Linked DNA regions of Homo sapiens: regions 1 and 2 are each linked to region 3. The links are chromatin loops, found by intact Hi-C in ENCODE. Cell type or tissue: PC-9. All regions are shown on one strand.

Region 1 (8,000 bases), 170 kb after region 3:
TATCTCTCTGTTTTGGTACCACTACCATGCTGTTTTGGTTACTGTAGCCTTGTAGTATAGTTTGAAGTCAGGTAGCATGATGCCTCCAGCTTTGTTCTTTTGGCTTAGGATTGTCTTGGCTATGTGGGCCCTTTTTTGGTTCCATATGAACTTTAAAGTAGATTTCTCCAATTCTGTGAAGAAAGTCATTGGTAGCTTGATGGGGATGGCATTGAATCTATAAATTACTTTGGGCACTATGGCCATTTTCAGGATATTGATTCTTCCTATCCATGAGCATGGAATGTTCTTCCATTTGTTTGTGTCCTCTTATTTCGTTGAGCAGTGGTTTGTAGTTCTCCTTGAAGAGGTCCTTCACATCCCTTGTAAGTTGGATTCCTAGGTATTTTATTCTCTTTGTAGCAATTGTGAATGGGAGTTCACTCATGATTTGGCTGTTATTGGTGAATAGGAATGCTTGTGATTTTTGCACATTGATTTTGTATCTGGAGACTTTGCAGAAGTTGCTTATCAGCTTAAGGAGATTTTGGGCTGAGACAATGGGGTTTTCTAAATATACAATCATGTCATCTGCAAACAGGGACAATTTGACTTCCTGTTTTCCTAATTGAATACCCTTTATTTCTTTCTCTTGCCTTATTGCCCTGGCCAGAACTTCCAACACTATGTTGAATAGGAGTGGTGAGGGAGGGTATCCTTGTCTTGTGCCGGATTTCAAACAGTGCTTCCAGTTTTTGCCCATTCAGTATGATATTGGCTGTGGGTTTGTCATAAATAGCTCTTATTATTTTGAGATATGTTCCATCAATACCTAGTTTATTGAGAGTTTTTAGCATGAAGGGCTGTTGAATTTTGTCAAAGGCCTTTTCTGCATCTATTGAGATACTGATGTGGTTTTTGTCATTGGTTCTGTTTATGTGATGGATTACGTTTATTGATTTGCGTATTTATTTATTTTTTTGAGATGGAGTCTCACTCTGTTGCCCAGGCTGGAGTGCAGTGGTGCGATCTCAGCTCACTGCAAGCTCCGCCTCCCATGTTCACGCCATTCTCCTGCCTCAGCCTCCTGAGTAGCTGGGACTACACGCGCCCGCCACCACGCCTGGCTAATATTTTCTATTTTTAGTAGAGACGGGGTTTCACCGTGTTAGCCAGGATGGTGTCCATCTCTTGACCTCGTGATCCACCCACCTCAGCCTCCCAAAGTGCTGGGATTACAGGCGTGAGCCACCGCGCCCGGCAATTTGCGTATGTTGAACCAGCCTTGCATCCCAAGGATGAAGCTGACTTGATCGTGGTGGATAAGCTTTTTGATGTGCTGTTGGATTCAGTTTGCCAGTATTTTATTGAGGATTTTTGCATTGATGTTCATCAGGGATATTGGTCTAAAATTCTGTTTTTTTGTTGTGTCTCTGCCAGGCTTTGGTATCAGGATGATGTTGGCCTCATAAAATGAGTTAGGGGAGGATTCCCTCTTTTTCTATTGATTAGAATAGTTTCAGAAGGAAGGGTACTAGCTCCTCTTTCTACCTCTGGAAGAATTCGGCTGTGAATCCTTCTGGTCCCGGACTTTTTTTGGTTGGTAGGCTATTAATTATTGCCTCAATTTCAGAGCCTGTTATTGGTCTATTCAGAGATTCAACTGCTTCCTGGTTTAGTCTTGGGAGGGTGTGTGTGTCCAGGAATTTATCCATTTCTTCTAGATTTTGTAGTTATTTGCGTAGCAGTGTTTATAACATTCTCTGATGGTAGTCTGTATTTCTGTGGGATCGGTGGTGATATCCCCTTTATCATTTTTTATTGTGTCTATTTGATTCTTCTCTCTTTTCTTCTTTATTAGTCTTGCTAGCTGTCTATCAATTTTGTTGATCTTTTCAAAAAAAAAAAACCAGCTCCTGGATTCATTGATTTTTTTGAAGGGTTTTTTGTGTCTCTATCTCTTTCAGTTCTGATCTGATCTTAGTTATTTCTTGCCTTCTGCTAGCTTTTGAATGTGTTTGCTCTTGCTTCTCTTGTTCTTTTAGTTGTGATGTTAGGGTGTCGATTTTAAATCTTTCTTGCTTTCTCTTGTGGGCATTTAGTGCTATAAATTTTCCTCTACACACTGCTTTAAATGTGTCCCAGAGATTCTGGTACATTGTGTCTTTGTTCTCATTGGTTTCAAAGAACATGTTTATTTCTGCCTTCATTTCGTTATGTACCCAGTAGTCATTCAGGAGCAAGTTGTTCAGTTTCCATGTAGTTGAGTGGTTTTGAGTGAGTTTCTTAATCCTGAGTTCTAATTTGATTGCACTGTGGTCTGAGAGACAGATTGTTGTGATTTCTGTTCTTTAACATTTGCTGAGGAGTGCTTTACTTCCAATTATGTGGTCAATTTTAGAATAAGTGTGATGTGCTGAGAAGAATGTATATTCTGTTGATTTAGGGTGGAGAGATCTGTAGATGTCTATTAGGTCCGCTTGGTGCAGAGCTGAGTTCAAGTCCTGGATATCCTTGTTAACCTTCTGTCTCATTGATCTGTCTAATATTGACAGTGGGGTGTTAAAGTCTCCCATTATTATTGTGTGGGAGTTTAGGTCTCTTTGTAGGTCTCTAAGGACTTGCTTTATGAATCTGGGTGCCCCTGTATTGGGTGCATATATACATGTTTAGGATAGTTAGCTCTTCTTGTTGAATTGATCCCTTTACCATTATGTAATGATCATCTTTGTCTCTTTTGATCTTTGTTGGTTTAAAGTCTGTTTTGTCAGAGACTAGGATTGCAACCACTGGTTTTTTTTTTTTGTTTTTTTTTTTTTTTTTTTCTTTCCATTTGCTTGGTAGATTTCCTCCATCCCTTTATTTTGAGCCTATGTGCATCTTTGCACATGAGATGGGTCTCCTGAATACAGCACACTGATGGGTCTTGACTCTTTATCCAATTTGCCAGTCTGTGTCTTTCAATTGGGGCATTTAGCCCATTTACATTTAAGGTTAATATTGTTATGTGTGAATTTGATCCTGTCATTATGATGTTAGCTGGTTATTTTGCCCGTTAATTGATGTTTTTTCTTCATAGCATCAATGGTCTTTACAATTTGGCATGTTTTTGCAGTGGCTGGTGCTGGTTGTTTCTTTCCATGTTTAGTGCTTTCTTCAGGAGCTCTTGTAAGGCAGGCCTGGTGGTGACAAAATCTCTCAGCATTTGCTTGTCTGTAAAGGATTTTATTTCTCCTTCACTTACGAAGCTTAGTTTGTCTGGATATGAAATTCTGGGTTGAAAATTCTTTTAAGAATGCTGAATATTGGCCCCCACTCTCTTCCAGCTTGTAGGGTTTCTGCTGAGAGATCCACTGTTAGTCTAATGGGCTTCCCTTTGTGGGTAACCCGACCTTTCTCTCTGGCTGCCCTTAACACTTTTTCTTTCATTTCAACCTTGGTGAATCTGGCAATTATGTGTCTTGGAGTTGCTCCTCTCACGGAATATCTTTGTGGTGGTCTCTCTATTTCCTGAATTTGAATGTTGGCCTGCCTTGCTAGGTTGGGGAAGTTCTCCTGGATATTCTGAACAGTATTTTCCAACCTGGTTCCATTCTCCCCATCACTTTCTGGTATACCAATTAAACGTAGATTTGGTCTTTTCACATAGTCCCATATTTCTTGGAGGCTTTGTTCATTTCATTTTATTCTTTTTTTCTCTAACCTTGTCTTCTTGCTTTATTTCATTAATTTGATCTTAAATCACTGATACCCTTTCTTCCACTTGATTGAATCGGCTATTGAAGCTTGTGCATGCATCATGAAGTTCTTGTGCCATGGTTTTCAGCTCCATCAAGTCATTTAAGGTCTTCTCTACACTGTTTGTTCTAATTAGCCATTCATCTAACCTTTTTTCAAGGGTTTTAGCTTCCTTGCTATGGGTTCAAACATCCTCCTTTAGCTTGGAGAAGTTTGTTATTACTGACCTTCTGAAGCCTACTTCTGTCAACTTGTCAAAGTCATTCTCCATCCAGCTGTGTTCCGTTGCGGGCAAGGAGCTGCGATCCTTTGTAGGAGAAGAGGCACTCTGATTTTTGTATTTTTCAGCTTTTCTGCTCTGGTTTCTCCCCATCTTTGTGGTTTTGTCTACCTTTGGTCTTTGATGTTGGTGACCTACAGATGAGGTTTTGGTGTAGATGACCTTTTTGTTGATGTTGATGCTATTCCTTTCTGTTTGTTAGTTTTCCTTCTAACAGTCAGGTCCCTCAGCTGCAGGTCTGTTGGAGTTTGCTGGAGGTCCATTCCAGACCCTGTTTGCCTGGGTATCACCAGTGGAGGCTGCAGAACAGCAAATATTGCAGAACAGCAAATATTGCTGCCTGATCCTTCCTCTGGAAGCTTCATCCCAGAGGGGCAGCCGCCTATAGGAGGTGTCTGTCGGCCCCTACTGGGAGGTGTCCCCAGTTAGGCTACACGGGGGTCAGAGACCCTCTTGAGGAGGCAGTCTTCCATTCTTAGAGCTCAAATGCTGTGCTGGGAGAACCACTGCTCTCTTCAGAGCTGTCAGACAGGGACGTTTAAGTCTGCAGAAGTTGTCTGCTGGCTTTTGTTCAGCTATGCCCTGCCCACAGAGGTGGAGTGTAGAGGCAGTAGGCCTTGTTGAGCTGTGGTGGGCTCTACCCAGCTTGAGCTTCCCGGCTGCTTTGTTTACCTACTCAAGCCTCAGCAATGGCTACGCCCCCTCCCCCTGCCTGGCTGCAGCCTAGCAGGCTGATCTCAGACTGCTGTGCTAGCAGTGAACAAGGCTCTGTGGGCGTGGGACCCACCGAGCCATGCATGGGAGAGAATCTCCTTGTCTGCCGGTTGCTAAGACCTTGGAAAAAGTGCTGTATTTGGGTGGGAGTGTCCCTTTCCAGGTAGTCTGTCACGGCTTCCCTTGGCTAAGAAAGGGAAATTCCCTGACCCCTTGTGCTTCCCGGATGAGGTGATGCCCCGCCCTGCTTTGGCTTGCCCCCACTGTCCAACCAGTACCAATGAGATGAACCAGGTACCTCCCTTGGAAATGCAGAAATCACCCATCTTCTGTGTTGATCACACTGGGAGCTGCAGACCAGAGCTGTTCCTATTCAGCCATCTTGGAACGCCCCTCATGATTTTTTTTTAAATAGCAAGGGACAGAAATTTCCTCAACTTGATAAAAGGCATTTATAAGAATCTTATTTTAGCATATTTAAACGGTAAAGGACAGAATGCCTTCTCCCTATGTTTGGAATAAGTCAACAATATCTGCTTTCCTCCATTCCTACTTAACATTGAACTAGAAATCCGGGTTAACGCAATAACGTAAGAAACAGAAATAAAAGGCACACACCTCAGAAAGGAAGAATTAAAGTAGTAGTCTTTATTCATATGTGACATGATTGTGTTGGTTAGAAAAAAAATTCCTAGAGAATCTACAAAAGAGTTTTTAAAAATGAACAGAGGTTAACAAGAGTGTAGAATACAAAGTCCATATACAAAAACGAATTAAAAACTGAATTTAAAAAACAGTATGATAGCCTGAAAAATGTTACACTTAGATTTAAATTTAACAAAATATGTATAAGAACTGTATATTGAAAACTATAAAACATTGCTGAGAAATATTAGAGAAGTTCTAAATAAATGGAGATAGGTATCATGTTCACAGATCAGAGGACTCAATTTTGCTTTCCCCAAATTAACCTATATATTCAAGACAATCCCAATAAAAATCCAAGCAGATTTTTTAAAAATAGTCTCATTCTAAAACAAAAAATTTATTTAAAGAGACAGGGTCTTGCTCTGTTGCCCAGACTGAAATGCTGTAGCACGATCATAGCTCACTGCAGCCTTGAACTCCTGGGCTCAAGCAATCCTCCCACGTCAGCTTCCTGAGTAGTTGGGATTATAGGCATGAACTATCATGCTTGCCTTATCCTAAAATTTATACGGAAATACAAAGGATCCAGAATAAAGATGACAATTAGCGGGGGAAGAAAAGGAATAAAGTTGGAAGATTCACATGACCTAATTTAAAGACTTTTTTTTTTTTTTTTTTTTTTTGGTGAGACAGAGTCTTACTCTGTCCCCCAGGTTGGGTGCAGCAGCGTTAGCTCACTGCAACCTCCACTTCCCGGAATCAAGCAATTCTCCTGCCACAGCCTCCCAAGTAGCTGAGATTACAGGTTCCTGCCACCACGCCCAGCTAATTAATTTTTGTATTTTTAGTAGAGATGGGGGTTTCACCATGTTGGCCAGACTGGTCTTGAACTCCTGACCTCAAGTGATCCACCCACCTTGGCCTCCCAAAGTGCTGGGATTACAGGCATGAGCTACCGTGCCCGGCCTAAAGACTTTTTATAAAGCAACAGTAAGTGAAGATAGTGTTATTATTCTAAGAATAGACATATAGATCAATGGCACAAAATAGAAAGTCCAGAAAGAGACAAACACATACGCGTTCAACTGATTGTCCGCAAAGGAGTCAATACAATTCAATAGAAAATGGATACCTTTCAACAAGTGTAACTGGAACAAATTGGTTATCTGTCTACCACCTATGTGTCTATCAAGCCATAACCTTTACTTCATGCTATATACAAAAAATAAGTTGAAATGAATTATATACCTGAATGTGAAAGTTACAACTATAAAAACTTAGGAAAAAAATACTTTTGACTTCGGGATAGGCAGTAGTTTCTTAGGACATAAAAAGCATTAACCTCAGCCAGGTGTGGTGGCTCATGCCTGTAATCCTAGCACTTTGGGAGGCTGAGGCAGGAATGTCACTTGAGGTCAGGAGTTCAAGACCAGCATGGGCAATATAGTGAGACCCTGTTCTATTAAACAAACAAACCAGAAAAAAACAACAACAAAAAAGCATTAACCATAAAAGAAAAAATACACTGGAGTTTACCAATATTTGAAAGTTCTTCTTTTTGAAAGTCACTTAAGAAAATGAAATGGCAAGATGCAGACTAGAAGAAAATGTGTGTGTGTGTGTGTGTGTGTGTGTGTGTGTGTGTGTCTGAAAAAGGACTTGTATCCAGATTGAGACAGTTCAATTTAAAAAGGGCAAAGATTTTAATAGGTGCTTTCACTAAAGAAGATATGTGAATAACTACAAAGCATATGAAAAGATGCTTAAGATCATTGGTCATCAAGGAAATGCAAACTGAAATCACAGTAAGATACTACTACACACTCACTCTACTGGCTAAAATTAAAAAGACTGACAATGCAGGATATGGAACCACTGGAACTCATACACTCTTGGTGGAAATGCAAAATGGTACAACCACTTTAGCAAGCAGTTTTGCAGTCTCTTATGAAGTTAAATATACAGTTGACCCTTAAACAACATGGGTTTGAACTGGGTTTTTTTTTTCAGTGAAACACAGGTGGAAAATAATACATATTTGCAGGATGCAAAACCCACATATATGGAGGTCTGACTTTTCAAATATGCGTGTTCCACAGAGCTGACTGAGAAACTTGAGGATGCATGGATTTTGGTATACATGGGAGGTCCTGGAGGAATCCCCTGTGTATATACCAAGGATTGACTGTGTACTTCTCATATAACCCATGAATTCCATTCCTAGGTTTTTTCCCTGAAGAGAATTGACAATGTGTACATATAAAGACTCATGAGTCTTCACAGCAGCATTATTCATAATGGCCCTGAACTAGAAACAACCCAAATTTCTATCCACAGTGAAATGAGTAATCAAACTATGGTATTGCCATTTAGAGTAATACTCAGTAATAAAATGAACTAGTAGTGATATATACAATGATATATATGAATCTCCAAAAATGCTGAGTGAAAGAAGCCAGGCATGAAAGAGTAAATACTCTATAGTTACATTTATATGACACTGTAGGAAAGAAATTTATAGTGATTAAAAAGTAGATCACTGTTTGCCACGGGCAACAGTGGGGTGGGAGTAGGGTGGGAATTGACATGAAAGGTGCACAAGAGACATTCTGGGGTGATTAAAATGTTCTATATCCTGGTG
Region 2 (8,000 bases), 280 kb after region 3:
CTAATTTTTGTATTCTTAGTAGAGAAGGGGTTTCGCCATGTTGGCCAGGCTGGTCTCAAACCCCTGGCTTCAAGTGATCCACCCACCTTGGGCTCCCAAAGTGCTGGGATTACAGGTGTGAGCCACCGCGCCCAGTCAGATTTCCTTTTTTATATTGGCTGGTATTGGTTGGGATTCTTAAATCTGTAAATGGATGTCTTTCATCATTTTGGAAAATTCTCAGCCATTAACTCTTTATTTAAATATTGTTTCTTCCCATCCTCTTTCTCTTCTCCTTCTGAGACTCCAATAAAATTAAATACATATTAGGCCTTTCCACTGTATACTGTGTCTCTTACCCTTTCCTATATTTTACATCTTTCTGTATCTGCACACTTCATTTTGAATAGTTTCTTGTGCCTTACTCAAGGTCACTATTTCTGTCTTTTGTTATGTCTAATCTGCTATTAAACCCATCCATTATATTTCACTTCTAAAATTTTTCAATGGGTTCTTTAAACAAAAAATCAAGTTATCTGCCAATATTCTCAACCTTGTTGTTTATCTCCCTGAATATAGTAAGTATAATTATTTTAAAGGCTATGTCTGATAATACCAATATCTGGAGTCCTTGTGTCTGTTTGTAATGTCTATTGTTTCTGTAGGTATTGTGTATCTGCTTATTTTTATTGTATGTCTAATTTAATATCTGCAAAACTGGCCAGGCATGGTGGCTCATGCCTGTAATCCAGCACTTTGGGAGGCTGAGGCAGGCAGATCGCTTGAGCCCAGGAGTTTGAGACCGGTCAGAGTGACATGGAGAAACCACAGCTCTACAAAAAATGCCAAAAAATCCTAGCTGGGCATGGTGATATGTGCTTGTAGTCCCAGCTACTCAGGAAGCTAAGAGGGAGGGCTGCTTGAGCCTGGGAGTATGAGGCTACAGTAAGCCATGATTGTGCCACTGTACTCCAACCTGGGCAACAGAGTAGGACTCTGTCTCAAAAAAAAAAAAAAAAAAAAAAAAAGCAAAATTATTTGTAGAAATAATTTAAGGTTTAGAATAATGTTATCTCCTCCCAGGGATGATTTATGTTTGCTTCTGCATGAAACCTGTGAGCATCAGCACTCGGGGATTACCAGTATTCCAGGACTACCTCAATCTAATTTACAGGATTGAGATGAATGAAAGATGAGCTACAGTACCTGAAAGAGCCTATACTAGGTGAATCCTTATTCTACAATGGTAGCCTTTACAGGTTCCAAATCAAAGCAAGATGGTTTCTGTTTCGCCTACTTTAGTGATCATTAGACACCAATCTCTAAGGCTTTGGTTCCTCTAGGCTAACAAGTGTGGCTCAGCTTCTTGGCCTCTCCACTATACTCTCCTCAATTAGCATAAATCCCCAGAGGAAAAAGCACACCTAAATACTAGTCTCATCTTCCTGGGACTCCTCTTATTTAGACCCTTACCTAGCAATTTTTGCTATTTTGTTAGTTCTCTAGTATCTTTAAACAGATGTGTATTATGTTTTGTCTAACAATTCTAACTTTTCTTGGTGGAAGGACTGATTGATTGCCTAGTATGCCACAACTAGAACCAGAGTAAATATTTAGTTATTGATGATGATAGATAATAGATATTGGATGACTGATAGCTAAAGGGTTTGTGGAAGCCTTTTTAAAATGAATAAAATCGAGGTCTGAATCAACTGAAGGGATAATTAGTGGATTAAGAACTTGAGGGAAAGCCCTCTACATTCATCTAACATGCTGCTACTAGGCTATTCACCTATGTTTGCTTAGGATGCAAATATACACACTAAGTTTATTCAAATCTTTCTGTGCTTCCTCTTTCGGGCAACAATCATTTACTGAGCAACTATGTGCTAGACTCTATTCTAAAATTTCTGTGATTTGGGCTAAGTGCAGTGGCTCATGCCTGTAATCCTAGTATTTTGAGAGGCTGAGGCGGAGGATCACTGGAGCTCAGGAGTTTGAGACCAGCCTGGGCAATGTAGGGAAACCCTGTCTACAAAATATTTAAAAAATTAGCTGGGCATGGTGGCACATGCCTATGGTCTCAGGTACTCATGAGGCTGAGGTGGGAGAATTGCTTGGGTCTGAGAGGTAGATGCTTCAGTGAGCTGTGATTATGCCACTGCATTCTAGCCTAGGAGACAGAGTAAAACCCTGTCTCAAAAAAAAAAAAAAAAAACTGTGATTTGATACTAAGTGAGAGAAGATGCAGACAGTTTTGTTAGGAAAGAAAGAAAGTCACAGAGGGAGAGGTTAAAAACACAGGGAACACAAAAAAGAAACTGGAATAAGATACTAGGAGGAAGGAATGGGATTAAGAACATGTGGAGGGGCTAGCCCTAAATAGGAAAATGCCACCTCTTCTTGGAATTTGATGGAAATCGTGTAAAATTCAGTACAGATACAGTTGCATTTACAGTTTTAAGAATTAGAAAGCTTCTAACTGTTAACTTCAATTTTCTAGGAGAAGGTTAAGGGTGGGATGGGGATCTTGATGTGAAGTCTTAGAATAACTACTATGGGGATATGAGGGAAGAAAATATGATTAAAAACACAAGCAGTGGCCCATTCTACACTATGACATGCTTTCTCTCTAGTAATATTTAATAGCCTAGATATAGATAGGATAAAGGTCTAGATTAGTCCAATATTAGGAGTTTATAGAGTACATACTGTAAAAGACAAAAGGGCAGGGATGGTAGCATACTAAGAAGAGAATGGCAACACAGTTTAAATTGGATAGAAAAGGAAGTGATACAGGAGGAAGGTGACAGTAAAAAGTTAAGGGAAAGATGCCAGTAGCTTAAAGGTCTGGATGAGGTCAAAGGAGTGAGTGAGTGAATAAAAGGTCTAGAAAGAAAATAAATTATCAGAAATTAACATACTAATTTATATTATAAGTGGGACAGTTCTAGGAAAGAAGGCCCTGAACAGCCATTGAAGTGGTTTGCCGGAGTACAATATAAATGACGGTTATTGGAATTGAGGAGGTAAAGGGTATTAAAGGCTAGGTCACTATTTATCAACACTTTTTTCATTATTGCCACCCTAAGTAGCTTTTTAAGGCATTTTTTTCCTGATTACTCCTCCTTCCCACAGGAGGTTTAATATACTGTTTATCTGTTTATGCATTATAATATGCAATATGTTTTTACTCCCCAAGAATCAATGCTCACTCCTATGAGGCAACATCATCCCCTTCATTGAAAAGGCATGGGCCAGATGGTGGGACGGCTGGTCCACCTGCACGCTGACACAGCTCCCACAGGCAAGTCTTACTGCCCAGCTCCTTTTCCACATAATAGAAATCAGTACTCAGGTTCTACTGAAATATTAATCAGCAAAACTCAATATTCCATTTGATTTTATGATTTCAAGGAGCTTGCCATCTTAAAAAGATTCTTTGGAACTTAACATACTATTGGGATATATTTAGACTGTTAACAAGTACAGCAACTCATAGTAACAGCAGTTTAGAAGAGTTTAAATGCCATTGAACAGGCATTTGCTTCAGAGGTAATAAGATGGGTATGTTAGTAAAAATATTTAATATGAAAACTATTTACATTTTATTTGGTCACTGTTTTCCTATTCATAAGTGAATAGTGACTAAATTATTTACTACTGCTATTTTGCAACTTGTCACTTGGGGGCAGCAAGACTATTTTGGTAATCACAGAATGGAGCATTTAACTAGTAGGACAGGTAGGGCATTAAAGATTCTACAGCATGACGAGAAGGGAGAAAGTGGTAACACTGTATTCAAGTCTAATACAGAAAACATTTACAAAACAGCCCTTTGTAAGAAGTAATAATTATTTCCCCAATATATTTTTATTTCTATTCTGTATCTATTCTAATTATAGTTTTCAAAAGTTACTCCTCATAAATGAAGTCAACAGAAGGCAGCATAATTGAGTGGAAAGTGAGCAGCCTACAGAGCCACACAAATCTGGATTCAATTCCTTGTCCTACAGTGTACTAGATATAATGTTTGGGCAGATTACTTATCCTCTTGGAGACTCAGTTTCCTCATCTATGGAATGGCGATATATTAATACTTATAGGGTTGAGATTAAATATGTGAATAGATGTACTTATGTTACTAGATGTAAAATGCTGGACACATAATTAGGCTTAGCAAAACGTACTTAATAGTAATGACCAAGCAAAAGGTATGGGTATCTCACAGTGGAAAGAATGCTTCACCTCTTCAGTAATCAAGGAAATGGAAAGTCCACAAGGAAATACCACTATTTTGTACCCAATTAATCAGCAAGAGATATATCAAGGGTGATCTTTAGATTCAAGGTATAACTGGAAAAATATTAGTGTTTGGCTGAAAACATGGTTGTTATCCATGCCCAGAGCTGTGATCAGATAAGAATGATGTGACTGTTCAGTTCGTTCACAGTGACTAGTATGAGCCAGACATGCAACTAGGTGCTAAAAATTCTGGGCAAGCAATTGTAAGACATAAAACAGTTTACTTTCTTCTCTATTAGACACATTTGGGAGGCCAAGAAAAGTTAAATAACATTCTTGTGCTATCATTTCCCCAAACACAAATAGGCTGTGACCACTAATCTAACAACAGAAAGAAAATGCGTATGTTCAATAGCAGCCATATTAAATATGAGATGCAACTCTCAGCTTTCTTCTGATAACTAAGAAAACAGAAAAAGCTTTTCCGATGTCTCAGGTATTTCAAATATTTGATATTAAAGGGAGTGCTAGGTTGGATCTATGATGGTATATTATAATAATAACTGAAAGTAATGCTAAATCTTCATACTTCCTAAAGTGACACTGGAATTCCAAGATATTTAAAACGGCACTGACAATAAAAATTAGTTCTAGATACTGGTATTCAATAAAGGAGCCTCGGTTGATAAAGAATAAATCAACACTACCCTGAACCATGTACACATTTGATGCATTCCCTATCAAAATACCAATTATACTCTTCACAGAAATAGGAAAAAAATTCTAAAAACTATGCAGAACCAGAAAAAACCTTGAACAGCCAGAGCAATCCTGAGCGAAAAGAACAAAGCTAGAGGCATCATACTACCTGATGTCAAAATTTACTACAAAGCTACAGTAAGCAAAATAGCATGGTACTGGCATAAAAACAGACACATAGACCAAAGAAACAGAATAGAGAATCCAGATATCAATCCAAGCATTTATAGCCAATCATCTTTGACAAAGGCACCACGAACCCACAATGGGGAAAAGGCAATCTTTTAAATAAATGATGCTGGGAAAACTAGATAACCATATGCCGAAGAATGAAAGTAGATCCCCCTCTCTCCATACAAAAAATCAAATCAAAATGTATTAAAGACTTCAATCTAAGACCTGAACTATGAAACTACTAGAAGAAAACATTGGGGAAACCTTCCAGACATTGGTCTGGGCAAAGATTTTTTGTAAGACCTCAAAAAGCACAGGCAACACAAGTCAAAATAGACAGATGGGATTATATCAAACTAAAAAGCTCTTGTACGGCAAAGGAAACGGTCAGCAGAGTGAGGAGACAACCTACAGAACTGGGAGAAAACATTTGCAAAAGCTATTCATATGACACAGGATTTATATCAGAATATACAAGGAACTCAAACAACTCAATAGCAAAAAAATAAACTATCCAATTAAAATATAGGCAAAAGATCTGAATAGACATTTCTCAAAAGAAGACATACAAATGACTAATAGGTATATGAGGAAATGCTCAGAGTCACTAATCATCAGGGAATACAAATCAAAACCACAATGAAGGCAGGGCACGGTCGCTCACGCCTGTAATCCCAGCACTTTGGGAGGCCGAGGCAGGTGGATCACGAGGTCAGGAGATCGAGACCATCCTGGCTAAGACGGTGAAACCCCGTCTCTACTAAAAATACAAAAAATTAGCCGGGCGTGGTGGCGGGCATCTGTAGTCCCAGCTATTCAGGAGGCTGAGGCAGGAGAATGGTGTGAATCCAGGAGGCGGAGCTTGCAGTGAGCCGAGATCGTGCCATTGTACTCCAGCCTGGGCAATAGAGCGAGACTCCATCTCAAAAAAAAAAAAAAAAAAAAAAACCCAAAAAACAAAAAAACAAAAACAAACAAATAAAAAAACCCACAATGAAATATCATCTCATTCCAGTTAAAATGGCTATAATAAAAAAGAAAAAGAATATCAAATGCTGGTGAGGATGTGGAGAAATGCTGGGAATGTAAATTAGTATAGCCATTATGGAAAACAGTAGGGAGCCTCCTCAAAAAAACGAAAAATAGAAATATCATACAATCAATCTGGCAATCCCACTAGTGGGCATATATCCAAAGGAAAGGAAATCAGTATGTTAAAGCTATATCTGCACTCCTATGTTTACCGCAGCACTATTCACAATAGCTAAGATACAGAATCAACCTAAGTGCCCATCCAGGGATGAATGGATAAAGAAAATGTGGTACATATACACAATGGAATATTACTTAGCAATAAAATGAATGATATCCTGTCCTTTGCAGCAAAATGGATAAGGCTGGAGGACATTATATTTAATGAAATAGGCCAGGGACAGAAAGACAACTACCACATGTTCTCACTCATATGTGGGAGCTAAAAAAGCTGATCCCATAGAAGTTGAACCCACAGAAGTAGAGAGGAGAATAATGTTTACCAGAGGCTGGGAAGGGTAGAGGAGAGAAGGGGATAGGGAAAAGTTAGTTAATGGTACAAAATTACAGTTAGATAGGAGGAATAAGCTCTAGTGTTCAATAGTTAACAACAATTTATTGGATATTTCAAAACAGCTAGAAGAAAGGATTTGGAATGTCCCCAACAAAAAAAAAATAATACATGTTTGAGGGAGATATGCCATTTACCCTGATTTGATCATTACACATGTATATATGTTGTATACATGCACAGACACCCTCAAAATATGTACAATTATTATGTATCAATAAAAAAAGAATAGACTTGAGTATTAAGTAATTAGGTATCTAATTCTCAGCTCTCTTCCATAATGGAAACAACAACAACAACAACACCTTTCCTTTCAACATACTTAGGAGGATTTCTGAGTTTAGTTTAAGTATTTGATTAGTTATCACCAATTCTCCATTCCAAAAACTCAATAAAAATAAAAAGCATGGGACTTTTCCCACAGTACTTAAAAAGCCAAGCAACACAGCTGAACAGGTTATCCTACAGCTGATCATTCTGCTCCTTTGTCCACTTATTCTATACCTTACTGTAGTATATTTCTCTGAATTTAATGGTCTACATGGCTTTCTTAATAGTTTGTGAGCTCCATGAGGGTGGAAGTCATGTCTTATATCTACCTCTCCATCTACAGCACTTGCTTAGAATATTGCCTAATACACAAGTGGCACATGTGTGTGTATGTGTAAAGGATGAGTACTTAAAGAAAACTGGCTTTAGAAGATGAGAAAAAAGAACTCTTTTGACAATCAAAACTTTATTACTATCTCATAAAAAGTTACTTGAAGAGAATTCTTACCTGGCGTGTCATTACAAAATATGCATACATTGCCATGGCACTTCCATAAGTGATGAAGTATGTTACTGGCTCCATGATGTCCCAGGAATATTCCCACCAGGTAAGCCGGGCCAAAATGCCAAACTGTGTGGCCATGTAGGCAAGGCCACCCCATAGCACCAAAGTGGTCCTCTTCTCAGCTTTTCTGCTAATCTCAATTCGTACCTATTGGGCACACATAATCATAAGGCATTTTGACATAAAACCAATCTAAAAAGGCTTAAACTGTTCTATGTTCACTAAAGAAACAGGGCTCATCATCAAGACACAAGTCTCAATTCTAGTAAATATAGCTTGTCTTCCTAAATAGTATCTGCAGTTTTCACTGAATAAAATATCTTAGGCCAGGTGCAGTGGCTCACATCTGTAATCCCAGCATTTTGGTAGGCCAAGGCGGGAAGCTTGCTTGAGCCCAGGAGTTCA
Region 3 (8,000 bases):
CACTTCACCATGTTCAGTCAGATGCTAAATCCTGAATGCTTCTAAAATATGACCCCTTCTCTACATCTATTTGGCTTCAGTGTAGACCCTCTTTATCTCTACATCTGGAAAACAACAACAGCCTCCTAACTTACCTCTCTGGTTCCTGTCTTTCTAGTTCCTAACACTGTTGCTGGTTATGTTTGTAAAACACAAATTTGATTGTGTCACTCTCCTGCTTAATATCCTTCAGTAGTTCCCATTGCTTCAAGATGAAATTTAAATCAAAGTCTAATATAGACAAAAATAGTTACTTTAATTGGAGTTCTCTAGTTGAAGAAACTTGAGATCTGGGGTGGGGAGAAGAAGAGTTGGTTGGGCTGTTCTTCTACCTATTGTTTGCCATGGCAGCTCTTGAGACACTCTGTAATGCACTTGTTTGACCTTCATTCTGTTAATGTGGGATATTAACTGTACATTGATTTTCGTGTGTTGAACCATCCTTGCATCCCAGGAATAAATCTCGCTTGGTCGTGGTGAATAATCTATTTAATGTGTTGTTGAATTCAGATTGCTGATATTTTGTTAAGGATTTCTGCATTGATACTCATCAGGGATATTGATCTACAGCTTTCTCATATTGTCTTTGTCTGGCTTTGGTATTAGGGTAATGCTGGCCTCAGAAGGAATTTGGGAATTCCCTCCCTTTTATTTTTTTGGAAGATTTTGAGGAGGATTGGTGTCAAATTCTTTAAATGTTTGGAAGAATTCCCCGGTGAAGCCAGCTTTTCTTTGTTAGGAGCTTTTGGATTATTGATTCAATCTCCTTACTAGTTATAGATCTGTTCAGATTTTTGTATTTCTCATGATCCAGTCTTGACAGGTTGTGTTTCTAGGAATTTGTCAATTTCTTATAGGTTATCCAACTTACTGGTATACCATTGTTCATAGAATTCTCTTATCCTTCTTATTTCTATGACATAAGTTGTACTGTCCCCTCTTTCATTTCCGATTTTAGTTATTTGAGTATTTGCTCTTATTCCTGGTTAATCAAGTTAATAGTTTGTCAATCTTTTAAAAAAAACCCAACTCAGCTGTTTTGTTTTTCTATTATTTTTTCTGGTCTCTATATTTCTCTCTGCTGTAATGTTTATTATTTCCTTCCTTATGCTAGGTTTGGGTTTAGTTTTTGTTTTTTTTTTTTGAGGTATAGGTTGTTGATTTGAGATCTTTCACAACTACAAACTTCCTTTTTAGCACTGCTTTCACTGAATTCCTTAAGTTTTGGTATGATGTGCATTCATTTTCATTTGTCCCAAGATATTTTCTAATTTCCCTGTGATTTATTCCAAGAGTGTGTTGTTGTTTAGTTTCCATGTGTTTGTGAATAGTGCACATGTTTGAAAACTTCTGCTCCATCCAAATCTAGCGTCCTGGTATTCCCAGAATACTCTATACATACATACTCTATACATCATGCCTCTGTGCCTTTGCACATACTTTTCCATTTTTCTGGAAAGCTCACCTCTTGTCATTCCTCCAGGCAAGCATAGCACAGATATCCCCTCCTTTATACTCACATAGCCGTTACTGCACACTCCTGTTCTAGAGTTCATTATCTTGTTTTGAGATCATTTGGTTGTCTTGTTTTACCCTGAGCTCCTCAGGAGTAGGCTTCTTCTTCAGGATTGCAACCCCTGCTCCCCAGTACTTAGAGCAATCAGTCAATGAATGTGTATTCAGTTGAATGATTATGTGCATTTTATTTGCAGTAACAAATTTATCTGGTTACATGGTTGCTTTTCTCTTGTTTTTAGGAGGTGTTCCTGCTCATATGTTTGGCGTGACAAAGTTTGGGGATAACATTGAGGATGAATGGTTTATTGTTTATGTAATAAAGCAGATCACAAAGGAATTTCCAGAGTTAGTAGCAAGGTATTGTAGTTATTTTAATTATTCTAAAGGAATTCTATTACTGAAACAAAGTGACTACATTTTTATCTATTTAGTAATTTATTTTTCTCCTGTAGTCTGCTGGAAATTGTACAGATTTTAATAGTATCTGTGCTCTTTTTTTTTTTTTTTGAGACAGTCTTGCTTTGTCACCCAGGCTGGAGTGCAGTGGTGTGATCTTGGCTCACTGCAATCTTCACCTTCCGGGTTCAAGCGATTCTCCTGCCTCAGCCTCCCAAGTAGCTGGGATTACAGGCGTGCACCACCACGCCTGGCTAATTTTGTATTTTTAGTAGAGACAAGGGTTCACCATGTTGGCTAGGCTAGTCTCTGGAGCTCCTGACCTCAGGTGATCCACCCACCTTGGCCTCCCAAAGTGCTGGGAATACAGGCGTAAGCCACCGCGCCCAGCCATATCTGTGTTTTCTTTCTCTTCTCTTGTGGCTTCCTTTTCTTGAGAAAGAATTAAAGTACACGGCCAGGCGCGGTGGCTCACACCTGTAATCCCAGCACTTTGGGAGGCCGAGGCAGGCGGATCATTTGAGGTCAGGAGTTCGAGACCAGCCTCAACATGGAGAAACCCTGTCTCTACTAAAAATACAAAATTAGCCAGGCATGGTGGTACATGCCTGTAATCACAGCTACTCGGGAGGCTGAGGCAGGAGAATTGCTTGAACCTGGGAGGCGGAGGTTGCGGTGAGCCGAGATCGCGCCATTGCACTCCAGCCTGGGCAACAAGAGTGAAACTGTCTCAAAAAAAAAAAAAAAAAAAATTAAAGTACTGTCAAAGAGTTCAACTTCCAAAAGATTTCAAATAAAACCTACTTATTTTAGGTTTTCTTTTTAAAGTTCTAATTATGAAAAAACAAATACATGTGGTAAACAAAATTCAAAAGATACAAAGGTTTCTACTGCTCTTGCTTCCCAGAAGTAATCACCATTAAATTCCTTGTGGATCTTTGAAAAATAAAATTCCATTCATACACATACACACATATTTCACGTATTTTTAAATATGTATTCCTGTACTAGACCATAGCTATATTTTTTGAGAAATCATACACAGAAACAATTTAAAGAGAAGTCAGTGAACACAATTGTATAGGAAGCAAAGTAGGTAACATTACGTTAAAAATGGGACCTGGGTTTTCTGTAATTAACCACGTATTGCCAGCAGAGGGCGTTCCGCCCACTTATATTTTGTCCTAGTTTTCCTAGTCAGCACCCAAATTCTGATCTTTTTTTACCCACTCAACCTCTTTCCCAACAGAACAAAATAGAAGGGAGAAAAAAACCTTTGAAAACTTATTATTTAAATTTTAAACATACATTAAAGTAGAAAGAATGAACCCACATGTTCCCATTATCCAGCTTCAACAATTACCAACTCATGGTCATTATTATTTCATCTGTAGCTGTCATTTGATCCTTAAATATTTCAGGATGTAAATCTAAGCGATAACTCATTTTATTTTTATCTTTAAATAAATTTATTTAAAATTTTTAAATGTTTTAAATTTATTTATTATTTATTTAGTTTTTTAAAGACGGGGTCTTACTATTTTGCCCAGGCGGGACTTGAACTCCTGGGCTCAAGCCATCCTCCTGCCTCAGTCTCCCAAGCAGCTGGTACTACAGGCACATGCCACTGTGCTCTATTTTATTTTATTTTATTTTTTTGAGACAGGCTCTCACTCTCTTGCCCAGACTGGACTGCAGTGGAACAATCTCGGCTCACTGCAACCTCTGCCTCCCGGGCTCAAGCAATTCTCTTACCTCATCCTCCTGAGTAGCTGGGGCTATGGGCGTGCACCACCACACCTGGCTAATTTTTGTATTTTTTGTAGAGACAAGGTTTCACCATGTTGGCCAGGCTGGTCTCAAACTCCTGACCTCAAGTGATCCACCTGCCTCAGCCTCCCAAAGTGCTGGGATTACAGGTGTGAGCCACTGCGCCCAGCCTATTTTTAAAATTGATAAATAAAAATTTTATATATTTATTATGTATAACATGTTGTCTTGAAATACATATATATTGTAGGATGGCTGAATTGAGCTCATAACGTACATTACTTCACATACTTATTTTTTTGTGTGTGGTGCGAACATTTAAAATCTACTGCCTTAGCAAGTTTCAAGAACACAATACATTGTAGGCCTGGGGCGGTGGCTCACATCTGTAATCCCAACGCTTTGGGAAGTCGAAGCGGAAGCATCACATGAGGTCAGAAGTTCGAGACGAGCCTGGCCAACATGGTGAAACCCCATCTCTACTAAAAATACAAAAATTAGCCATGTGTGGTGGCCCATGCCTGTGGTCCCAGCTACTCGGGAGGCTGAGGCAGGAGAATCACTTGAGCCCAGGAGGTAGAGGTTGCAGTGAGTGTGATTGCACCACTACATTCCAGCCTGTGCGACAGAGTGAGACTCTGTCTCAAAAATAAAATAAAATAAAATAAAATAAAATAATAAAAATAGAAGTATAGAGCTAGAACGATATATAACAGTATATAAAATATGCCATGTCTTGTGTAAAAAAGGGAGAAAATACAAGTATATATTTCTATAGTTAGATTATGTGTAAGCAAACTCTAGAAGGATATACAAGAAACAGCAGTGATGCATGTAGGGTTGAGCAGATAGGGACAAAAGTAGGAGGGAGACTTTTTTATTTTGTAACTTTTTTTTTTTTTGAGATGGAGTTTCGCTCTTGTTGCCCAGGCTGGAATGCAATGGTGCGATCTCGGCTCACCGCAACCTCTGCCTCCCAGGTTCAAGCAATTCTCCTACCTCAGCCTCCCGAGTAGCTGGGATTACAGGCATGGGCCACCACGCCTGGCTGATTTTTTTTGTATTTTTAGTAGAGACGGGGTTTCTCCATGTTGGTCAGGCTGGTCTTGAGCTCCTGACCTCAGGTGATCCGCCCACCTCGGCCTCCCAAAGTGCTGGGATTACAGGCGTGAGCCACTGCACCTGGCCATGTAACTTTTAATACATTTTTTTAAAAAATGTAACCATGTGAATGTATAACCTATTTTAAAAAATTAAATTTAAAAAAGTGATACGGGCCGGGCGTGGTGGCTCACACCTGTAATCCTAGCACTTTGGGAGGCTGAGGTGAGCGGATCACTTGAGGTCAGGAGTTCGAGACCAGCCTGGGCAACATGGCGAAACCCTGTCTCTACTAAAAATACAAAAATTAGCTGGGCATGATGGCGGGCACTTGTAATCCCAACTACTCAGGAGGCTGAGGCAGGATAATTGCCTGAAAACAAGAGGTGGAGGTTGCAGTGAGCCGAGATCATACCACTGCACTCTAGCCTGAGTGACAGAGCGAGACTCCGTCTCCAAAATAAAAAAAAAAAAAGTGATGCAAATGAGGCAGAAATAATTATCTTTTCAGGCCCAAATAACACCTCCTACATGAAGGCTTTTCTAATCTCAGCTATGTGTTTCTTTTTTTTCTTTTGGAACCCTATAGTACTTTCGTATATTTTCATATTTTTGTCTAATATTTCTTTATGTAAATTGCTTATCTTCTCTCCTTATCATATCTACCTTCAACTCCTCCTTACAATCTTACAGTCTCCTTCAGTGCTTAATGTTATCTTAAATATTTTGCTTTCTTATAGCCATCTGCACATAGTACATACTCAAATATTTACTAAGATGAAGAGGAAAATGTATTAGAATGAAACTGTTTTGGTTACTAGCAGATATATGCTTTTTGAATGCAAAATTGGAAATTTTCTTGCATTAGGATTGAAGACAATGATGGTGAATTCTTGTTAATAGAAGCTGCTGACTTTCTCCCTAAATGGCTGGATCCTGAAAATAGCACCAATAGGGTAAGTATACCCAAGTTTAGAAAATTTATAGAGATGAAATCATGCTGCATTACATTCATATGTACCTGCAGTTTGCCAGTGCCCACTGTGAAAATTGAAATGTACCGTTTGCAGGTATTTTTCTGCCATGGGGAATTGTGTATTATCCCTGCACCAAGAAAATCTGGAGCAGAATCTTGGTTACCCACCACACCCCCAACAATTCCACAAGCATTGAATATAATCACAGCACATTCAGAAAAAATACTTGCTTCAGAATCTATACGAGCTGCTGTGAATAGGCGCATCAGAGGGTAAGAAAAATATCACTTTCATTGCTAATTAAGGAACCTTTTGGTTTCGTGTAGTTCAGTCTTTCTTTGATTTTTGTTTGTTTTCCTTAAAGCTCTGTTGGAGTTGATCAGTCTTTCTTTGACTATAAAATACCTTTCACCTAGATTAATGCTAATTTTCATTTTGTCTTCATTCCTCTTTATGAAATAGACTAGTAAATTAAACTTACAGATTTTAAAATCAGGAAACAGATACATCTTTAAATTCCCATTCAGAAGTGTTACAATCTTGTCCCAATATTTTTGCATTTATTTACCTTAGATATTGTGGCTAAGTATTAGCTATATCCATGGGTAAAAAATTTGAGACCTTTAAAAATAGAAACTTCATGGGCCTGGAGCGATGGCTCACACCTGTAATCCCAGCACTTTGGGAGGCTGAGCAGGGGGCGGATCATGAGGTCAGGAGTTCAAGACCAGCCTGGCCAACATAGTGAAATCCCATCTCTACTAAAAATACAAAAACAAAATAGCAGGGCGTGGTGGCAGGTGCCTGTAATCTCAGCTACTTTGGAGGCTGAGGCAAGGAGAATCGCTTGAACCCGGGAGGCGGAGGTTGCAGTGAGCTGAGATCACGCCACTGCACTCCAGCCTGGGCGACAGTAGGAAACTCCATCTCAAAAAAAAAAAAAAAAAAAAAAGTAGAAACCTAATGGAGCACAAACAAGGTGCTCAGGTTTTTTCTGTTGTTCTGGGTCTGTATATGGGATTCTTTGACCTATGTCAGAATTCAGTTTCTGAATAAAACTTTAGCTTTTATTCAGAAAAGAAAGGTCTTAGCCTAATTACATATTCGTTCATCCATTCAAATTTGGGTGCCTATTAAATATTAAGCACCATTCAGGTATTAACAATATTAAAAATATTTTTGGCCGGGCGCGGTGGCTCACGCCTGTAATCCCAGCACTTTGGGAGGCCAGGGCGGGTGGATCACAAGGTCAAGAGATCGAGACCATCCTGACCAACATGGTGAAACCCCGTCTCTACTGAAAATACAAAAAATTAGCCGGGCGTGGTGGCAGGCCCCTGTAGTCCCAGCTGCTTGGGAGACTGAGCGCAGGAAAATCACTTGAACCTGGGAGGTGGAGGTTGCAGGGAGGTGGAGGTTACAGTGAGCCGAGGTTGCACCACTGCACTCCAGCCTGGCGACAGAGCGAGACTCCGTCTCAAAAATAATAATAAATAAAAAATAAAAATCTCTTTTAGCTTCAGCATACTTTGTACCATTCTTTTAGAAGAATAAACTCTGATTTTATCTTTATTCCAAAGTATAATAGGTATTTTTGTTTTGTTTTGTTTTTGAGATGGAGTTTTGCTCTTGTCGCCCAGGCTGGAGTGCAGTGGCGTGATCTCGGCTCACTGCAACCTCTGCCTCCCGGGTTCAAGCGATTCTCCTATGTCAGCCTCCCGAGTAGCTGGGACTACAGGCGTATGCCACCACGCCCAGCTAATTTTTTGTATTTTTAGTAGAGATGGGGTTTTACCGTGTTAGCCAGGATGGCCTCAATCTCCTGACCTCGTGATCCACCCGCCTCAGCCTCCCAAAGTTGTTTTGTTTTTATAGAGCTACAATAATCCCTTTTCTTTATTTTCCATTTCTTCCTACTTTTTTCTTTCCCTCTCTCGTATATTCTTAAGTGTATATACAGTATCTTTTTTCATCTCTCTTGTCACTCTCTACGTACTGCTCTTGATGAACAAAGAGATGTCAAAAAGAATGTGAATGGTATAAGAATTATAGGTATTTATATACTGTAAAATGAAAGTAATTATGTTACCTGTCCCAGGTACCCAGAAAAAATTCAGGCCTCACTTCATCGAGCACACTGCTTCCTTCCAGCTGGCATTGTGGCAGTGCTAAAGCAGCGCCCCAGATTGGTGGCTGCAG

What was found. Peaks named below come from ENCODE experiments on the same cell type or tissue, not always from the same donor. Only the 100,000 strongest peaks of a DNase experiment are listed, where the experiment ranks them.
Region 1: it touches region 3 in a loop (29-fold over the local background); 2 of 110 quality-filtered maps call a loop at or near these places.
Region 2: a loop joins it to region 3, with 4 times the contacts of the local background. A loop is called at or near these places in 2 of 110 quality-filtered maps.

Annotation. Positions count from the first base shown.
Region 1 is chr10:72,986,673-72,994,672 of GRCh38, reverse strand. No RefSeq gene overlaps it. Among named protein-coding and RNA genes, the nearest start is that of PLA2G12B, 36 kb to the right of the region's middle. In PC-9, no CTCF peak of the experiment used is centred here; no DNase peak of the experiment used is centred here.
Region 2 is chr10:72,871,119-72,879,118 of GRCh38, reverse strand. MCU (mitochondrial calcium uniporter) reads right to left here. Exons shown (of 8, transcript NM_138357.3): 6 at 7,539-7,742. Among named protein-coding and RNA genes, the nearest start is that of OIT3, 19 kb to the left of the region's middle. In PC-9, CTCF peaks have their summits at 3,478 and 3,677 (motif pointing right); a DNase peak (open chromatin) is centred at 3,658.
Region 3 is chr10:73,154,348-73,162,347 of GRCh38, reverse strand. ECD (ecdysoneless cell cycle regulator) reads left to right here. Exons shown (of 14, transcript NM_007265.3): 3 at 1,797-1,914; 4 at 5,693-5,780; 5 at 5,895-6,073; 6 at 7,900-8,000. Among named protein-coding and RNA genes, the nearest start is that of ECD, 9.7 kb to the left of the region's middle. In PC-9, CTCF peaks have their summits at 2,909 and 3,109 (motif pointing right); no DNase peak of the experiment used is centred here; H3K27ac peaks cover 760 bases.